Linked DNA regions of Homo sapiens: regions 1, 2 and 4 are each linked to region 3. The links are chromatin contacts, found by Hi-C or POLR2A ChIA-PET in ENCODE. All regions are on one chromosome and are shown on one strand. Each heading gives the region's core, a stretch centred on a gene start or an enhancer-like site at or near the end of the contact. The rest is flanking DNA. Distances are from core to core; before and after follow the strand shown. Region 1 holds the start of FAM210A (family with sequence similarity 210 member A). Region 2 holds the start of IMPA2 (inositol monophosphatase 2). Region 3 holds the start of ZBTB14 (zinc finger and BTB domain containing 14). Region 4 holds the start of AFG3L2 (AFG3 like matrix AAA peptidase subunit 2).

Evidence for each region. Hi-C counts contacts between places; a loop is a spot of excess contacts on that map. ChIA-PET counts read pairs that join two places held with the same protein, here RNA polymerase II (POLR2A). Pooled maps may share reads with other maps.
Region 1: a map of naive thymus-derived CD4-positive, alpha-beta T cell shows a loop between it and region 3 (32-fold over the local background). The contact joins the promoter of FAM210A here to the promoter of ZBTB14 in region 3. A Hi-C loop is called at or near these places in 2 of 168 maps with a recorded cell type or tissue (both naive thymus-derived CD4-positive, alpha-beta T cell) and 14 of 50 pooled maps.
Region 2: a map of CD8-positive, alpha-beta T cell shows a loop between it and region 3 (17-fold over the local background). The contact joins the promoter of IMPA2 here to the promoter of ZBTB14 in region 3. A Hi-C loop is called at or near these places in 3 of 168 maps with a recorded cell type or tissue (CD8-positive, alpha-beta T cell and naive thymus-derived CD4-positive, alpha-beta T cell) and 14 of 50 pooled maps. POLR2A ChIA-PET finds 5 or more read pairs at or near these places in 1 of 52 experiments (BJ).
Region 4: a map of CD8-positive, alpha-beta T cell shows a loop between it and region 3 (20-fold over the local background). The contact joins the promoter of AFG3L2 here to the promoter of ZBTB14 in region 3. A Hi-C loop is called at or near these places in 5 of 168 maps with a recorded cell type or tissue (CD4-positive, alpha-beta T cell, CD4-positive, alpha-beta memory T cell, CD8-positive, alpha-beta T cell and 2 more) and 11 of 50 pooled maps. POLR2A ChIA-PET finds 5 or more read pairs at or near these places in 1 of 52 experiments (CD4-positive, alpha-beta memory T cell).

The regions. Positions count from the first base shown.
Region 1 is chr18:13,724,368-13,728,487 of GRCh38, forward strand. It overlaps FAM210A (family with sequence similarity 210 member A), which reads right to left and starts at 2,191. Exons shown (of 4, transcript NM_152352.4): 1 at 1,962-2,191. RNMT (RNA guanine-7 methyltransferase) reads left to right here and starts at 2,306. Exons shown (of 12, transcript NM_003799.3): 1 at 2,306-2,362. RefSeq lists an enhancer at 1,369-2,294.
Region 2 is chr18:11,979,477-11,983,663 of GRCh38, forward strand. IMPA2 (inositol monophosphatase 2) reads left to right here and starts at 2,031. Exons shown (of 8, transcript NM_014214.3): 1 at 2,031-2,289. The coding sequence starts at 2,194. RefSeq lists silencers at 954-1,248, 1,089-2,568.
Region 3 is chr18:5,294,201-5,298,565 of GRCh38, forward strand. It overlaps ZBTB14 (zinc finger and BTB domain containing 14), which reads right to left and starts at 1,526. Exons shown (of 4, transcript NM_001243702.2): 1 at 1,452-1,526. RefSeq lists enhancers at 109-796, 797-1,483, 2,172-2,857, 2,575-2,734 and silencers at 925-1,864, 1,945-2,364.
Region 4 is chr18:12,375,758-12,379,770 of GRCh38, forward strand. AFG3L2 (AFG3 like matrix AAA peptidase subunit 2) reads right to left here and starts at 1,470. Exons shown (of 17, transcript NM_006796.3): 1 at 1,212-1,470. The coding sequence starts at 1,325. RefSeq lists a silencer at 1,035-1,934 and enhancers at 1,707-2,238, 2,239-2,768.

The sequences.
Region 1 (4,120 bases), core at 941-3,440, 8.4 Mb after region 3:
ATGATCTTGGCCAAGTTACTTAACCCTCATCTGTAAAACAAACACTCATAACTATACCACTGGGTTCGGTTAGAATTAAACGAGTGCAAATGAATAAAGCACTAACCTTGGCACCTAAAAGGTACTCGAGTATTAGCTATTATTATTTTAATGTCCAGAAAACCAGAGATTACTCAGGCAATAATGAGGGAAAAATAACACCAATGGTAACTTTAAAATCATTTTTATCTGGCTCATTTACTTACATTAACTGCTTTCAAGAATCCTTCCCCTCTATTCTCAAATGAATTTACACAACTTCTAGTTAAGTTTTATAAAAACTGAAAAATGTAATCTCTATATATCCCATCATCGTGGAGTTTTCATAAACACATAGTTAAGAGGCTTTTAATCTAATAACTTTTTTTGTTTTGTTTAGTTTTTTTTGAGACAGTCTCGCTCTGTCGCCCAGGCTAGAGTGCAACGGCGCAATCTCGGCTCACTGCAACCTCCGCCTTCCGGGTTTAAGCGATTCTCCTGCCTCAGCCTCCTGAGTAGCTGGGATTACAGGCACGCGCCACCACGCCTGGCTAATTTTTGTATTTTTAGTAGAGACGGGGTTTCACCATGTTGGCCAGGCTGGTCTCAAACTCCTGACCTCGTGATCCAACCGCCTCGGCCTCCCAACGGCTGGGATTACAGAAGTGAGCCACTGCACCCGGTGTTTAAAAACATTAAAACATGTTTTTAAAAGTCAAAATTACACTCATTTTCTGTAAAATTACAACAGCAATTATCTCAAGAAACTTAAGCATCAGGAACAGGGAATGTAATTGCCTGGTTCTAATGCTTGTATATGCCTATAATGCATTCGATCTGTAAGACCTACACTTTTGCAGTTGTCAATATTCATGTAATGAGATTAATTCTCAACTTACCTCATTTCATATAATAACAAATACAAGCAGTCATCAGAAATTGATGGGTCATCCTTATTTGTGAAAAATAGGCCTCATTCTTGGTTCAAAGTTTGTAACCTCAAATGGGCTAATGCCCACAATTTAGAAGTGATTAGATTGGAAAGCACAACGCTGCAAATGCTGCCTTCCCCAAAGCCAGGTCTATTCATTAATATACCTGTGCCTACTGACAAGAAGGAAGGCTGGTAAAGCACATTTTCAAAGCTGTTTTAAATGGATCAATTTTGGTAAAGAGTAATTCAAGACGGATTGTAAATCTGATCAGTTTTACAACCTTGGAAGGTGGGGACTTGACGCACGACGTTAATATGCACACGCTTCAATAATCTATCCACAGGTAGTTTTGACCCTGATCTCAGGTTGAAAGTCCTCAACTATGGAGCTTTCGAGTTTCAGTACAGTAGGCGCTTTCACTCCCCAGTAGAAATCTGGGGTGATGGCCAAAAAAAGTGTGTTGTCTCCCCCAAACCACACCATGCCAAGTTCAGCCAACGCAGACTAATGCATCCTTAGGTATTTGTCAAGAAGAGGTATAGGCGGTCCCTTTTCTCAGAATCTAACAGGTAAGAATGGCCTCTTGTGGCTTCCCAAACACGGCGGTAAGGACCAGTCTGCCAGTCCCTAATAAGAAATTGCTAATTTTAAAAACCATTCCGAACGCGGGCGCTTCCGGGCCCCTCTTCAACTGGCTTCGGAAGAAGGGGGGAGAACACGGTGAAGGGTTACAGCAAAGGAGGCTGAAAAACAGTCCCAAAGCAAGATTTGCCAGGACACTGGCTCGACCCGGAAGGGCGGGGGGACCTCTCTCGGCCGCCGGGGTCTGTGGGGTCGGCGAGTGTGGACGACCCGTCTGGCAGTCGTACACTGCCACAGCCCGAAGAGCGGCGCACGCGGAGCAGTTGCCGGGTTCGCGCCGCGAGTCAGCTCCCGGACACACGCCCAGGGTTGAAGGTGCCCTCTAGACCCCTCCCGCTGCCCCACAGAGGCCTGGGCCCATGCTACCTCTTAGGACGCTGGAGCCGCCGCCGCCGCTTCCCGCCGCGCAGGCTGGACCACAGCTCCTCGGATGCCACGGCGGTGTCACTCAGCAGAGCAGCCCGACAAAGCGTGGGTCCGCGTGCAGGAACCCGCCGGGCTCAGCCGGACGCTAGCCCCCTGCCGCCCCCGGCCCCGCCAGCCGCGCCCACTAGCAACGTGCTCGCGACCTCCAGTGCCCGCTCAGTGAAGCTTCTGCATGCCGCGCGCGGCACGTCGGGACTCGTAGTTCCGGCGCGGAGGACGTGCGTCGCGGCACTCTCGCCTGACCGTCTCCACGTGACTCTCGCACCTCCGGAAGTGACGTAAGCAGACACGCGTGGCGCGGGCCGCCGTTTCCGCAAACAGAATCGCGTTTGGCTGTGCTGGTGAGTGTGACGGCTGGAACTCCGGCCCTTCCTTTCTTTGTGTTTGTCCCTCGGCCGCCGTGGAGGGGTGGAACTGGCACTCCCACCCCTGACATGGGCTCACTTCGCATTAGCCCTGTGCTTCACTACCCAACGCGTGGGTCTATTGCCTTGTGTCCTCAGTCCCAAGGAAAATGGGAACTCCTTGGGGTGGGCGGGCGCTGTTCCTCCTCCAGACTGGGCGAGCCCGGGTGGGAGAAGCAGCTCGAAGAGCTGCTCCAGCTCGCGCCCCAGGGCCGTGCTGGGGAGGGGCGTGGGGTCCGCAGGTTTGTCTTCAGCGGCGCTTCGGAAACCTGAACCAGAGGTTGAGTAACAGGCCGCGCTAATGACGGAGGGGGTGAACTTGGCTGGAGAAGTCCCTTCTCGCCTCTGTGCGTCCTCTCGGGCCCCGTGGTAGAGGGTCAAGCGGGCGGGTCGGGACTTAGAGCTTATCCCGCTTGGGCTTTATCCCGGCGGCCCTGGCGGCCTGCTCGCTCGTACCCTGAGGAGCTGAAATGACGCAGAGACATAGCTTGCTTCGGAGGTGTGACTGGAAAGCCGGGTCGAAATGTTCGTGTGGTTATTTATCGCGTGTCCATCTCCATGTCAGTCGACCACCTTTCGAAGGTTTCTTGAAGATTCTGAGGGACAGCTCTCTTCCCTATGGAGTGTTTTCATTATTCCACTTTGAGTTTGGTTTGGGTTTTTTTTCCCCCAATTTGTTAAATTGATACATAGAAGTTGCACATATTTGCAGGTGCAGGTGATACTTTGATACATGCATACAATGTGTAACGACTAAATCAGGGCAATTGGGATATTTGTCATCTCAAACATTTATCTTTATGTTGGGAACATTCCAATTTTTCTTTTAGCTATTTTGAACTACACAATAAGTTATTGTTAACTGTGTCCACCCCACTGTACTATCAGGCACTAGATTTTATTTCTTCTGGGGTTTTTTGTACCCATTAACCAATTTCTCTTCTTCATCCCGCTCCTCTTCCTGCTACCCTTCCCAGTCTGTGGTAACCACCAATCCACTCTTTACCTCCATCAGGTCCACATTTTTAGCTCCCACATGAGTAACAACATGATATTGTCTTCATGTGCCTGGCTTATTTCAGTTAACATAATGACATCCGGTTTCATCCATGTTGTTGCAAATGACAGGATTTCATTCTTTTTAATGACTAATATTCCATTGTGTATATATGCTACATTATCTTTATTCATCTGTTGATGAACGCTTAGGTTGATTCCATATCTTGACTATTGTGAATAAACTTGAGACTGCAGATATTTCTTAGATATACTGATTTCCCTTCTTTTGGATCTGTACCCAGATTTGCAAAACTGTTCATCGGACAGGGGATTAACAACCAGAATATAGAAGAAACTCATCTCAATAGCACTAGTTCTATTTTTTGTTTTTTGAAGAACCTCCATCATACTTTTCCCAGTATGTAAATTAGTGGCTGTGCTAATTTACGTTCTCCCTAACAGTGTACAAGTGTTCCCCCTTTTCTGCATCCTGCATCCTCATCAGCATCTTTTTTTTTTTTTTTTTTTTTTTTTTTTTTTGTGTGTGTGTGTGTGTGTGTGTGTGACGGAGCCTTGCTCTGTCGCCCAGGCCGGAGTGCAGTGGCTTGATCTCAGCTCACTGCAACCTCCACCTCCCGGGTTCAAGCGATTCTCATGCCTCAGCCTCCCGAGTAGCTGGGATTACAGGCGCACATC
Region 2 (4,187 bases), core at 781-3,280, 6.7 Mb after region 3:
CCTGTCATGAAAATCAACAAGAGAATGCATTTCTTTTAAAGTAACGCATTCACAGCACAATCTTAAGTGCATTCTGAAGTCCTGCTGTCTTTTTTTTTTTTTTTTTTTTTTTGCGACGGAGTCTCACTCTGTCGCCAGGCTGGAGCGCAGTGGCGCCATCTCGGCTCACTGCAACCTCAGCCTCCCAGGTTCAAGGGATTCTCCTGTCTCAGCCTCCCGAGTAGCTGGGATTACAGACACCTGCCATCACGCCCAACTAATTTTTGTATTTTTAGTAGAGACGGGGTTTCACCTTGTTGGTCAGGCTGGTCTCGATCTCTTGACCTCGTGATCCGCCCGCCTCGGCATCCCAAAGTGCTGGGATTACAGGCGTGAGCCACCGCACCCGGCCTCTGTCTTAAACATCATAAAAACATAAGAACCCAAAAAAGATGGAGGGGAGTGCGCCCTTAGCTGCCCCAAACTGGCGTGGTGGGAGGCAGGGCAATTGGTCTAGTTTTCTGAGCCGTAGGATTAGGGCTCTGGGTGAGGCCAGAGTCCCTAAAGTTGTACCCATATCTGCGTGTTTGTATTTCCTGTTTGTAATTCCTCCTGTTTGTACTTTTTGTCTCTTATACGGTACACTTAAAGTTTCTCCACAAGGTGTTTCAGCATAAAGTACTCAAAAACTAAAAACGTTTAATTTCATTATTAGGTTAAGTGTGTAAAAAATGCCCCATCAAGGTTCTTGTACAAACTCCCATTATTCTCCCAGACTCCGAAGTGGCACTCCAGAATAATTTTACGTGGGTTAGCATCTTTTATAAAACGGGCAGGCAGAGCGGCTTATGAAATTAACCTTGGAAACCACGCGGCCACTCTTTCGGGAAATGCCTCCTATTTATGTTTACATGGGCCAGCAAGAGAATCCAAGGTTGGAAAGGTCATTCCTCACTACAGAGGCTCATCGCAATCACAGTTCCGTCTCCAAATTCGAGTTTTGGGTGTGAAGAGTTTATAAAGTCCAGCCGCTGTCCTCGCAGTGTTTGGGGTTAGCGGAGGGAGAGCTTGTTTGCGACCAAACTTGCCGCGCGGGGCGGCCGCTTGCAGGAACACTGCGGCCTTGTGCGCTCGGCGGTCTGAGCTCCTGCGAGGCCGAGAACGACGCCTAGCGCCCAGCGGCCTCCGCGAACAAAAAGCGACCGGTCGGAAGGTGCTGGCCCAGCCGCCCCTGGCGCTCGAGCCCGAATCCGGCCACAGACCATGAAGGGACGCCCGGCACCACGTGCGCGGGGATCCGCGGACGGGACGCTCCCCGGCACCTCCGGGGCTGGGCCGGCACCGCACGGTCCCACCCAGACAGTAGCTGCCCCGGGCCCCCAAAACAGCCGCTCCTAGCTCCTCCCTCCCAGCTCTGCGGTGGCCCAAGCCGCCCTCCGCGCGCTTGACCCAGAACAGTACGGAGTTCTGCACGAGCCGGGGGTGGGGCCTGTCTCAGCGCGCGGCGGTGGGGCGGGGCTTGGACACGGGCCCGGCTCAACTTGAGGGAGGCGGGGCTCGAGGCTCAGAGGAGTTGGAGCCCGCTCTGCGCGCTGCGGGACGGGGCACGGCGGAGCAGGGTTGGGTCCGCCTCGAGCGGGGAGGGTGATGCTGCACCACAGGGGCGGGGCTGGAGGTAAAGCGCGGAGCGGAGAGGGACCAGGCTCGGCACTGATTTGTGTTCAGGGCTAGCCCAGAGGGGCGGGGCCAGGTACGGGGCGCAGCCGGGAGCGGGAGGGGCGGTGCAGGACGGGGCCGGGCACGGCGCGGGAAGAGGCCAGGAGCAGCAACGGGTGCGGGGCGGGGCCGGGAGCGTCAAGGGGCGGGGAAGAGGGGGGAATGGGCGGGGCCGAGCTCTGCGAGGGGCGAGGTGGGGAATGCAGAGCGGGGCCGGACGCGGGAGCAGGGAGCTGGGCGGGGAGCGGGGCGGGGAGCTGGGCTGGGCTCGGCACGGGGCGGGGCGGAGGGTGGGGAGCGGAAAGCAGGACGCACGGCTCCCGCGGCCCGCTGGCTGCCCTTCCCGCCAGCGCAGGTGTGGGACGGGCGGCGGACTAGGCACAGAGCTGCGGGAGCAGGCACAGGGAGTGTGGAGCCTGGCGGCGGGACGGCGGGATCCGGTGGGAGCCGGAGTCCCGCCGAGGGGGGCTGGAGGTGGAGGGGCCCGGCGAGGCCGCGATGAAGCCGAGCGGCGAGGACCAGGCGGCGCTGGCGGCCGGCCCCTGGGAGGAGTGCTTCCAGGCGGCCGTGCAGCTGGCGCTGCGGGCAGGACAGGTGAGCGCCACGGCTGGGCTCGGAAGTCCGGGCGGAGCAGAAGCGCGTGGGCCTTGGGAGCCGCCTGGAGTGGCGGGGTCCTGGCGCGCAGCCGGCGGGCGCCCAGGGTCCGCACCCGAGGGCGCGGGGCGCGGAGCGGTGAAAGGAGCCTTTGTGCTGGTGTCCTGGACACACCTCCCGCGCCCTTCTCCAACTCCCGGAGCCCTGGCGGCGAGCCCCTCTGCTTTGGAGTTCAGCGGCTAACGTGACCTTTGCGTTTGAGTGAGTGGTCAGAATGTAGAAATCTCTCCAGGGGTAGCGTACGGGGCTGTTGATTTTTAAGGACCTATGAACGGATTCAGCTCGCGGTAGGAAGCCCGGGGCTAAGCCCCAGCCGCGTGGGGATCTGGCTGGGCTGCCGTTTGATTGTCCTGGCTGCAGCATCCTCAACCCAAACTTACTCTGACCCACACCCTGAAAGTGGCTCAGCTCCGCGACGGCCACGGACTCAGAGTTCAGGAGGAACTTGTTACACTGCCCGGAAGGATGAAAACCGAGCCGCAGAGCTACCGAAAACCAGCGAGCAGAGTTTAAAATGGAGTGCAGTTCCTCTCTTCTCTTTTTCATTTTTGTGATTGTTCCTTCCACTTTCCTCAGTACCTTTAGCAGTGCCTGACACACCGACGGTAGTGGTAGGCAAGCGAGTGTTGGTTCTCCCAGGACTGTAAGATGGCTTACTCCATGTTTGTCTCTTAGGATGTGATTGTGGGCCGGGCGCAGTGGCTCACGCCTGTAATCCCAGCACTTTGGGAGGCCGAGGCGGGTGGACCACTTGAGGTCAGGAGTTCGAGACCAGCCTGACCAACATGGTGAAACCCCGTCTCTACTGAAAATACAAAATTAGCTGGGCATGGTGGCGCGTGCCTTAGTTCCAGCTATTTGGGAGGCTGAGGCAGGAGAATCACTTGAACCTGGGAGGCGAAGGTTGCAGTGAGCTGAGATCGCGCCATTGCACACCAGCCTGGGCAACAAGAACAAAACTCCGTCTCAAAAAAAAAAAAAAAAAGTGATTGTTTTCGGGGATTTTAGAGACAGGAGGTGTGCTGAGAGCAGATTGGCCTTTTATATTCAAACATTTGTTTTCTTTTTTGAGGTCTGACAGTCCGAAAATGCTCTACCAGTTTCCCTAGATGTTGAAATCGGACTGTTATCAATCTTAAATTTGAAGTGAGTCGTCATAAAGTGGATAGTGCTTTACCTTGGTGCAAATCCTCTAATCCTGTTTAAAAATTAATCTGCAATACTAAGTAGACTCATTTTTTGTTGAAGGGCCTTCCTTCCCTTTGTAGTTTGAAGAACCCAAGCCTCAGACCGTAAAGAATGAATGAATTTAAGAGTGTTGCGAAACTCCACCCTTTGACCTTTCCCTCCTGTAGGAAAAGGAGGACCCTAAACCTTCCTGCAAGGCAGATGAAGCTTGTAGCTTCAGTGCAAGCGTTCTTCCTGGAAAGCAGAGCTGCTGTGTGCATGGAACACGGGTTCTCCTTCCATCCTTCCCTGCCTCCCAGCTTTCCTTCCAGAGCAAGCATCAGCCAGATATTTAGGAACTTTTAGGTTCTACTGTAAAACTTTTCTTCCTTGAGGCAGTGAAAAGCCAGCTTAGGATTCAGACATTGCTGTGTAAACCCTGGCGAGCTAAGTTAGGAGTTTCTGTGGTTTTCAAATTTAGATCCTTGAAGAAACAGAAGATTTTAAAATTTTATGTTATTATTTAACAAATGTGCATAAAGAGCTTGCAATAGAGCAGGAACAGTTCTAAGGCTCCTATGACTTTTAACTTAAGAGATATTTTATGTTTTTGCAACTTGCCAGCAACAAAAAAAGCTTTTTTTAAACGCTGGAGAGGGTTGCAATAAAGA
Region 3 (4,365 bases), core at 276-2,775:
CGGGATGTCTCATCTGAAGTTTGAGGTTAGGCAACATTTCCAAAAGATGATTCTGACTTGATCATTCTACGTGTTTCTGCCTCTCTATTCCCTAGAAGCACCCAGGCCTGTAATCATCCAGAGGCTAGGCAGCCCAGCAAAAACCTTACACTGTGACACTTACTACTGTTGTCACTAACTCGTCCTAGGGCTTGTGGGATAAAAGTGCATGGGACCAGAGAGAGGAGTGGCCTTAGACTAGCTATGACAACATATCAATGTGTTGTTGTTGTTTTGGCTAGTGTGTACTTGGCCACTCGCCCCTCTCCCCTCTCTCTCTCAAGATGTATGAGACCTGGAAGAGAGACCATGTGTGTCCAAAGCCGCCTCCTCCCCGCCCCGCCCCCCTTGCCATTGAGATGTCCAATTGCTCAGTTCAGGTGAGTCAAAACTGGAAGACAGCTGTTGCCAGCATCTGTGTAGGCAGGTGTAGGAAAAGACGTAGCCCCAACACCACCTTCATAATAAGGCTGCCCCTTCCTAATTGCTCTCCAAACTGCGGGCGCGCTAAGCCGCGTTACAGTGCAGGGAGCCGGGCTTCCCGCAAAGCCAAAAACTTACATAAGCAGCTGCAGCCGCCTCCCCTGCCCCGGGCAGCCCGACAATGGCGGCTGCACGACTTCCTTGTTGCAAGCTTGCAACTTCGGAGTCGGGAGGAAGCAGGGAGCCAAGCGCAGACCCAAGAAGCCCTCAAGGCGTATCGAGTCCTCCCTCTCAATTTCTTTGGGCCTGGGAGGTGGGGAGTGGAGGAGGCCGTTTGCACTCCTTCCCAGACAAAAGCTCCCAGCCTGGGAGCCAGGTGGTGAAAGGGCCACTTTCCCTTTCATAATCAGACGTCGAGCGCAGGCTTGGGACCGCGGCTCGGAGCGCGCAGGGAGGGACTGCGGCCCGCGGCGGCCCCGGCGGCGCGACGAGCGGGAGCGGGCGTGCGGCCGGCTCCGCAGCCCCGCGCCGCGCCGCGCCCCGCTCCGCCCGCGAGCCCGGAGCTCGCGCCCCGCGCACTCCCCGGCCAGCTCGCGCCGGGCCCTCCCCCGCCCTCCCGCGGCCGGGGGCGGGGGCGGCGCGCGGCCGGCTAACCCAAGCTCCGCGGGCGCACCCGGGAGTGCGTGCGCTGGGTCCCGGCCCCCTCCTCCGCCGGCGGCTGTAGGCGGCGCGGCGGGGCCCGCGGCTCGGAGGGGCGGCGCCCGGCGGGCCGCGCTCCGCGCTGGGTTCGGGCCGTCCCCACCCCCACCGCGGTGCACTGCGGCGGTGCGAGCGGGGGCGGCCATGAACTCGGCCGCCGAGGCTCTGCGAGCGCGCGCGCGGGGCCGCCGCCGCCTGGCCGCTCCCCGAGCCCGCTCGCCGGCCCGCGCGGCCCCCGGGGCGCCCCGGCCCCACGCCCAACCCTGGCCCACGCCCGTCCCCGCTCGCACCGCGCCGCGCCGCTGGCGGCCGCCGCACATCCTGGAGCTGGCTGGTGCCCCAGAGCTCGGCGAGAACGCGCGTCTTCCGGGCCGCCCCGCCAGCCGCCGGCCGCCCCCGCGCCCGCCTTGCGGACGGCCCCAGCCCCTTCCGCACCCTGGCCCGCGCTTACCTGCAGCCTGGCACAGGCACAGACACTGCCGTGGGTTCCCCGCGCTCGCTAGCAAACGCAGGCCGGGACCGGAGGGGCTCGGGGCGCGGGGGCACGGTGGGTGGCAGTGTGTTTTGGATTTTTTTTTGGAGTTTGGGGAGGGGGCGGGGTGGGGGAAATCGTGCACGTCCCTGATGGTAGCAGCCCTCCTCCTGCACGAGCACAGAATGTCTAGCCGGCCGTGAACACCCCCACCGCCCCCCCCTTCCCGTGCATGCGCGGTGCGGGCTGGGGGGAAGGCGCGCCGCCGGCTTGCGCAGGCACGGAACCCGACCGGGTCTCTAAGTGGGCGAGCAAAGAAAGGGTTAATCCGGGCCCTTGCCGACGCTTTCGTTGGAGACTACGGGGCCGCCCCCGGAGGGCCCTGGCCTGCGCACGCGCGCGCACGCGCGCGGCTTGGGGCGCGCGGAGCCCGCGCGCGGGAGAAGGAGTGGGCGGGGCAAGGGCGGGGCTTCGGGAGCCAGGGAACTTAAGCACGAGCGCTGCTCGCGGACACCCGCCCCGCCTCAAGCTCCCTCCCGCCCTGGTTCGTGGGCTTCCGCCCGCGCCCGGCGCCGGCGCAGCGCCGGGGACGCGGGAGCCAGCGCTCCCGTGCGTGTGCATGTGCGTGGGCCAGAGCCTCCCCCGGGCGCGCGCAGGCCGGGCGCTGAGGCTGCGGGGCTCTGCCGCGTCTCGGAGCGGGCGCCCCGGCCACTTTCGCCCTCCGCGCACACCGGCCGACACCGGGAGGCGCGCCCACGGGTCTGCGGTCTTGCCTCTTGCCGCCGGCACATTGAGTTTGTGGGGGAGTGGACGGTGCACAATAAACACTTGCAGAACAAATGGAAAAAGCGACGTCTTCGATTTGTAGTGTAAAGCGCAACCCCAGTTGCCCAGCAGAAAGGGATCACCCATAGGGCTTCGGAGCTAGTAGGTCCGCGCCCGGACACTCCAAGGAAAAGTCCAGGGGCTGGAGGCGGCGACCCGTCTGTGGCAGTCCAGACCCTGGACTCGATTCGGAGAGCTCTGATAACTTGGCTCTGTCCTTAACATCCCTGCTCAGCGCCAGTAATGGCTCCGTTGCTGTTGAACCACGTCGCCTTCCCTCTGACGCGGCGGCTGTGCCTGTGTCTGGCGTCGGGAGCTGGGAAGTCCCTCCCGCTCCCGCGTTTTCTGCTCACCGAGATGCAGGAGGCCGGACAGCAATGCCGCGCCGCCTTAGAGTCGCTCATGTTGCTTTACCTCACACGCGAAGTTTCCCCGAAACGCGTAATTTAATATCTAAAGATTAGAGCAGAAGCTTCCTCTTGGGCTTATTGAAGATGACATAAGATAGTGCTTGCAACAGGCACCTAAGTAAACATTTGGGAAATAATATGATGATTGGATGTGTTAATTTTCTAAAGGAAGTTCTATATGGCCTCAGTTGATTTTGTAATGTTAATTGACTTTGGTTTAACGTTCCCCAAGGCGACTTTATACGCATCTTTTTTGATGTTCACAAAAGCACCCAAGTTACGGCTTATATGGAGGAAATAGGATGGAAGAGACCGGTTGTAGAGTCAGACATATCCAGTTCACATATTGGGTAAATTGTTTAACTTCTCTAAACCTCAGCTGAAGGAGAGCTATGGAAAGCACCTAATAAGGCACTTGTAAGGATTAAGTGAAATAATGCCCAGCTAAGGTATTAGCTCCATGATGGAAAATCACCTGCACCCACAGATAGTGGGTTCCAGTGGCCTGGACAGAACCAGAACCAAGTCTTCTGCCACGAAAGTTCACACTCATCAGACATGATACCGTGTACTCGCTTTATTCTTGTTTGCGTAGCTCTTGAAGTTGCATTTCAATCCTGTGGATGCTGTGTGTTTATAGGGGGATAATAATAGTACTCTGTCATAGGGTTGCGTCACCAAGCAGTAAAGCAGCCACTGCAGTTAGCACAATGTGTGGACACGGCCAGTACTCAAGTCATGGCGCATCTGCTGCTGGCGCTCCCCCTTCTCCCATACCACATATGGGGTTTCCCACTCATTCTGCGTGTATTTTTGGTCTGCCTACTGTGTAAAGACAATCTTTTCGCATATGGCTAGGAAAAGACTTCCCACGTTTCCACTAACCCGATAACATAATTCACAAGAGTTCTAAAGCACTAGAATGCATTTCTCAAGTGACGGTTCCTGACATCCTGGTTTTGTATCAATGAATCCTCTTGTCTCATTTGTTTTATGTTCATGTCACCTGGGCTCTGCCTGGCTGTCCCTTGCTGGTTCACAGGGGTTGTGGGGATGAGTCTAAATTAAAGGGACAACTCTGTGGGAAGGTGGAGGGATGGGAAACCACAAAGGAAAGGCCTGACCCAAGCCTGGCTTCTCGCCTGTGTCGCCACCCAAAAGTGCACTTCCCAGCACCCAAGAGGCTTTCAATAAACATCAGCGGACAGTAAGTGACAACCTTGAATTTGATACTAAGGGGCTTTGTAAAAGTACACTGTGGCGTCAACGCGGGGGCAGGGCTTTCCTGAAATGCACTGACCCAAGGTCCTTGACAAAGTTTTCCTCCTTTTCCGACAACTCTGATGGGTGACATTTGGAGCACGTTGTTCCTCACTTGGGACACCCATGGCCTCCTGAGTGGAACCTGTTTCTAAGAATTGTGAGGCCCAGGCCATGGGGCCCGCAGTGTGCAGTCCCGGGTGCCAGGGTCTGATGTGGTTACAGAGCAGCCCAGTA
Region 4 (4,013 bases), core at 220-2,719, 7.1 Mb after region 3:
GATGATCTCGATTTTCTGACCTCGTGATCCACCCGCCTGCTGGGATTACAGCCGTGAGCTACCGCGCCTGGCCTCTCCAGAAACTTTTTAAAAATCAACCACGGTGCTGTAGTCCCAGATACTCCGGAGGCTGAGGCGGGAGGATCGCTTGAGTTTGGGGCTGCAGTGAGCTGTGTTTGCGCCGCTGCACTCCGGCCTGGGCGAAGAAGCAAAACCCCGTCTCTTAAAAAATAAAAATAAAAATAAAAATCGTAGATCGGAGGGTCTGCTACCCTACCCAAGCTGGTTTCCAACTCCTGGAGTCAAGCGATTCTCCCGCCTCGGCCTCCCTAAGTGCTGGGATCGCAGGCGTGAGCCCCGGCACTAGCCTATCTCCCCTTACAGTGAAGACGTTGAGCTGACTACAAGGGCGCTGGGATAGCAGGAGGCCAAGCCAGGTTCCCGTGGCCGACCCGGGGACCTCAACCACCACCCGTACACCAGTGCAAGGCTGAGGAACCGTGTCACTTAAACAGTGAGAGCGACTATTCGACACGTGAACCTTTCATTGAGACTGATCACGGCCATGGTTCTGTCAACACTCTATCATTATGTCAGAAACACGTATCAGGTCCCGTGTGTGTATCTAGAGGGATGGCTACCAACAGAGAAAGAGCCTCCTGCTGAGAGCAGGCCCTGATATGCAACGAACACAGAGTCCCTGCTATGAAAAGGTGACATTCTTAATAATAATAGCTAATACTGCCAGTCCTGGAATGCCCGCAATGGCCCCATTCAACAGACGGGAACACGGAGACTCGGAGAGGTTAGGCAGCCCGACTCCAAAACCCGTCCTTGCGACTACATCGTGCTCGTGCTGCTGACTCAAAATTACAGACGCCTTCGTTCCGTGCTCCGGGGACACGAAAGCGGGGACAAGGACGGCCACCAAGCCAACATGACCTTCGAGGCTTCAACCGCCCCGGTGAAGCGCGAAAACCCGGCTCTACTGAAGCTGCGCGTTTTCAAAACTTGAATCCCACAGGCAGGGCTGAGCGCGAATCGGCGCTCCCGGGGCCGGCTGAGAGACAGCGCAGGGCGCCCAGGCCCTCGGCAGGGACGGCCCGCGTGCGGCCGGAGGGCGGGGGCCAGTGACCTTGACGTCCGCTCTCCCGAGCCGGAAGTGGGCCCGAGGCAGGGTGGAGGGCGCCGGGCGCCCAGGTAGGACTCACCGTCCGGAGGCAGGGCTGCTCGCCCGGGCCCACGCCGCCAGGCACGAGGAGCTGCTGTAGGCCGCGGGGCCAGCAGCCGCCCCGGCCCCACAGCCGCAAACAGCGGTGCGCCATGGCCGCCGCCGTGGCCCTCTCGGCCCGGGACGCTGCGCAGGCGCGGGCAGGCGACGACTGGCGGCCTCGGGAAGCGGGCTCGGCTCGGGGAAAGGCCGCCAGGCAGCGAAGCGCGCCGGCGGCTCACGGAGGAGCCCAAGCTCTCAACGCGGCGTCTCCTGCCGCCAGCCCCGCCCCGGCGCGCTGACGTCGGCGTCTCCTCTCCGAGGCCCGCCGCGACCTCCGCCAGTGCAGAAGACAGGACCAAATGGGAGGAGCATGGGGGCGGGACCGGAGGCGGGGGCCGACGGAGCAGCGTTGGGGGCGCGGCAGGAGGCGGGGCCGAGAAGGACCCTGGAGGGCAAGGGGGAGCTAGAGGCGGGGACCGGGCCGAGGGAGGACTCGGGAGGGCGAGCGAGAGCTGGGGGCGGGGCTGATGGCGCACGTGGGGGGCGTGGCTGGAGGTGGGGCCGAGGAAGGACTAGGAGAGCGAGCAGGAGCTGGAGGCGGGGCCGACGGAGGGGTGTGGGGGGCGTGGCTGGAGGCGGGGACTAAGGGGAGACGCGTGACTGGGATCCTGGGCTTCCGAGCCTGGGCAGCCGGGTGGGCCAGCCAGTAGGAGCGAGGGGGAAGTAGCGAAGGCCCCAGCGGCGGCAGATGGAAGGACCCTCCGAGCGCCAGCTGAGTCATGGGGTGGTGCTAGGCTCTGGAGACACCGAAGCACACATTCCTGACCCCTGGGAGGGCGATGCGAAGATTCACAAGCAGCAGGGAATGTTGGGGCTGTGCCGTGCAGCCTGCGCTCTAGGAACCCTGTCGGGGAACTGGTTCTCGGAGAGCAAGTCGAGTCTTCCAGGTAGTGGAAACTACACATTGTTTCCTGTACCGTGACAGCGGAGGAAAAAGGAGAGGTCTTTGAACTGAGGTGGGGGACTTGGGGGTTTTTCTGAGACGGGCTCTCGCTCTGTCGCCCAGGCTGGCGACGCTGGACCTCAGGCAAAGGACAGTAATCCTTGAGAGACAGGAGACAAAACCAGGTGAGTCCTGTGATTACCCCAGTGGCAGTAAAACAATAACAAAAAGATATACCAGATACACCATCATACCATGCTCACACAAAAGAAAACTGAGTAGACAAATAGATTTTAGGGCAAGGAAATTCCAAAGAAAATTAATTGCAGGGAAAAGAATATCACTAAGGATGAAGAGGATCGGGTTTCTTTTCCAGAGACAGGGTCTCAGTCTGTCACTTAGGCTGGAATGCCATGGTGCAATCGTAGCTCACTGCAGCCTCTAACTCCTGGGCTCAAGGGATCCTCCTGCCTCAGCCTCCCAAGTAGCTGGGACCACACACGCTCGACCACACTCGACTTTTTTTATTTTGTGTAGAGTTGAAGTCTCACTTTGTTGCCCAGGCTAGTCTCAAACTCCTGGCTTTAAGCAATCCTCCTGACTCAGCCTCCCAAAGTGCTGGGATTACAGATGTGAGCCACCCACATCTGGCCAAGAGAATTATTATTATTATTATTATTATTATTATTATTATTATAAAGGGGTCAGTTCATCAGTAGGACATAACAACCCTAAACATCTTTGTTCCCATTAACAGAAGCTTAAAATACATGGAGCAAAGACTGACAGAACCACAACTTCCAATTATATTTGGAGATTTCAAATCCTTCTTTTGATAATTGACAGAACAATTAGACAGGAAAATAGTAAGTATATAGAAGACTTAAACACAACCAACTAAATCAAATAGACATTTATAGAAAACTACTCATAACAACAGAATACACATTATTTTCAAGTTTTCACAGAGCACTTATCAAAATAAACCATATTGTAGGCCATAAAAATATTAAGAGGAGTCAAGTCATATAAAACATATTTTCTATCCACAATGAAATTAAATTAGAAATCAGTATCAGAAATAGGCTGAGGTGAGAGGATCACTTGAGCCCAAGAGTTCCAGACAAGCCTGGGCAAAACAAAGACCTCGGCTTCAAAAAAGAAAAAACTAGACAGAAAATGAAGTAAAACCAAAGAACAGAAAGAAGATAAAAGTAAAAATCAATAAAATTAAAAACTAAAAGACATAGAGAAATGAATGAAATCAAAGTGTGTTCTTTGAGAAGATCAATAGTCAGAGCAATCAGGAAAAAAGAAAATGACACAAATTGGCCCAGCACGGTGGCTCATGCCTGTAATCCCAACACTTTGGGAGGCCAAGGCAGGCAGATCACCTGAGGTCAGGAGTTTGAGACCAGCAAGCAGGCCAAAAAAAGAAAGAAAAAGAAACAAGGAAGGAAAGAGAGTGAGAGAAAGAAAGGAGAGAGAGAGAGAGAAAGAAAGAGAAAGAAAGTAAGAGAGAGAGAGGCCGGGCAAGGTGGCTCACGCCTGTAATCCCAGCACTTTGGGAGGCTGAGGTGGGCGGATCACGAGTTCAGGAGTTCAATACCAGCCTGGCCAATATGGTGAAACCCCGTCTCTACTAAAAATACAAAAATTAGCTGGGTGTGGTGGCGTGCGCCTGTAGTCCCAGGTACTCAGGAGGCTGAGGCAGAAGCAGAAGAATCGCTTGAACCCAGGAGGCGGAGGTTGCAGTGAGCCAAGATTGTGTCACTGCACTCCAGCCTGGGTGACAGAGCGAGATTCCATCTCAAAAAAAAAAAAAAAAAGGAACAAAGAAACCCCATCTCTACTAAA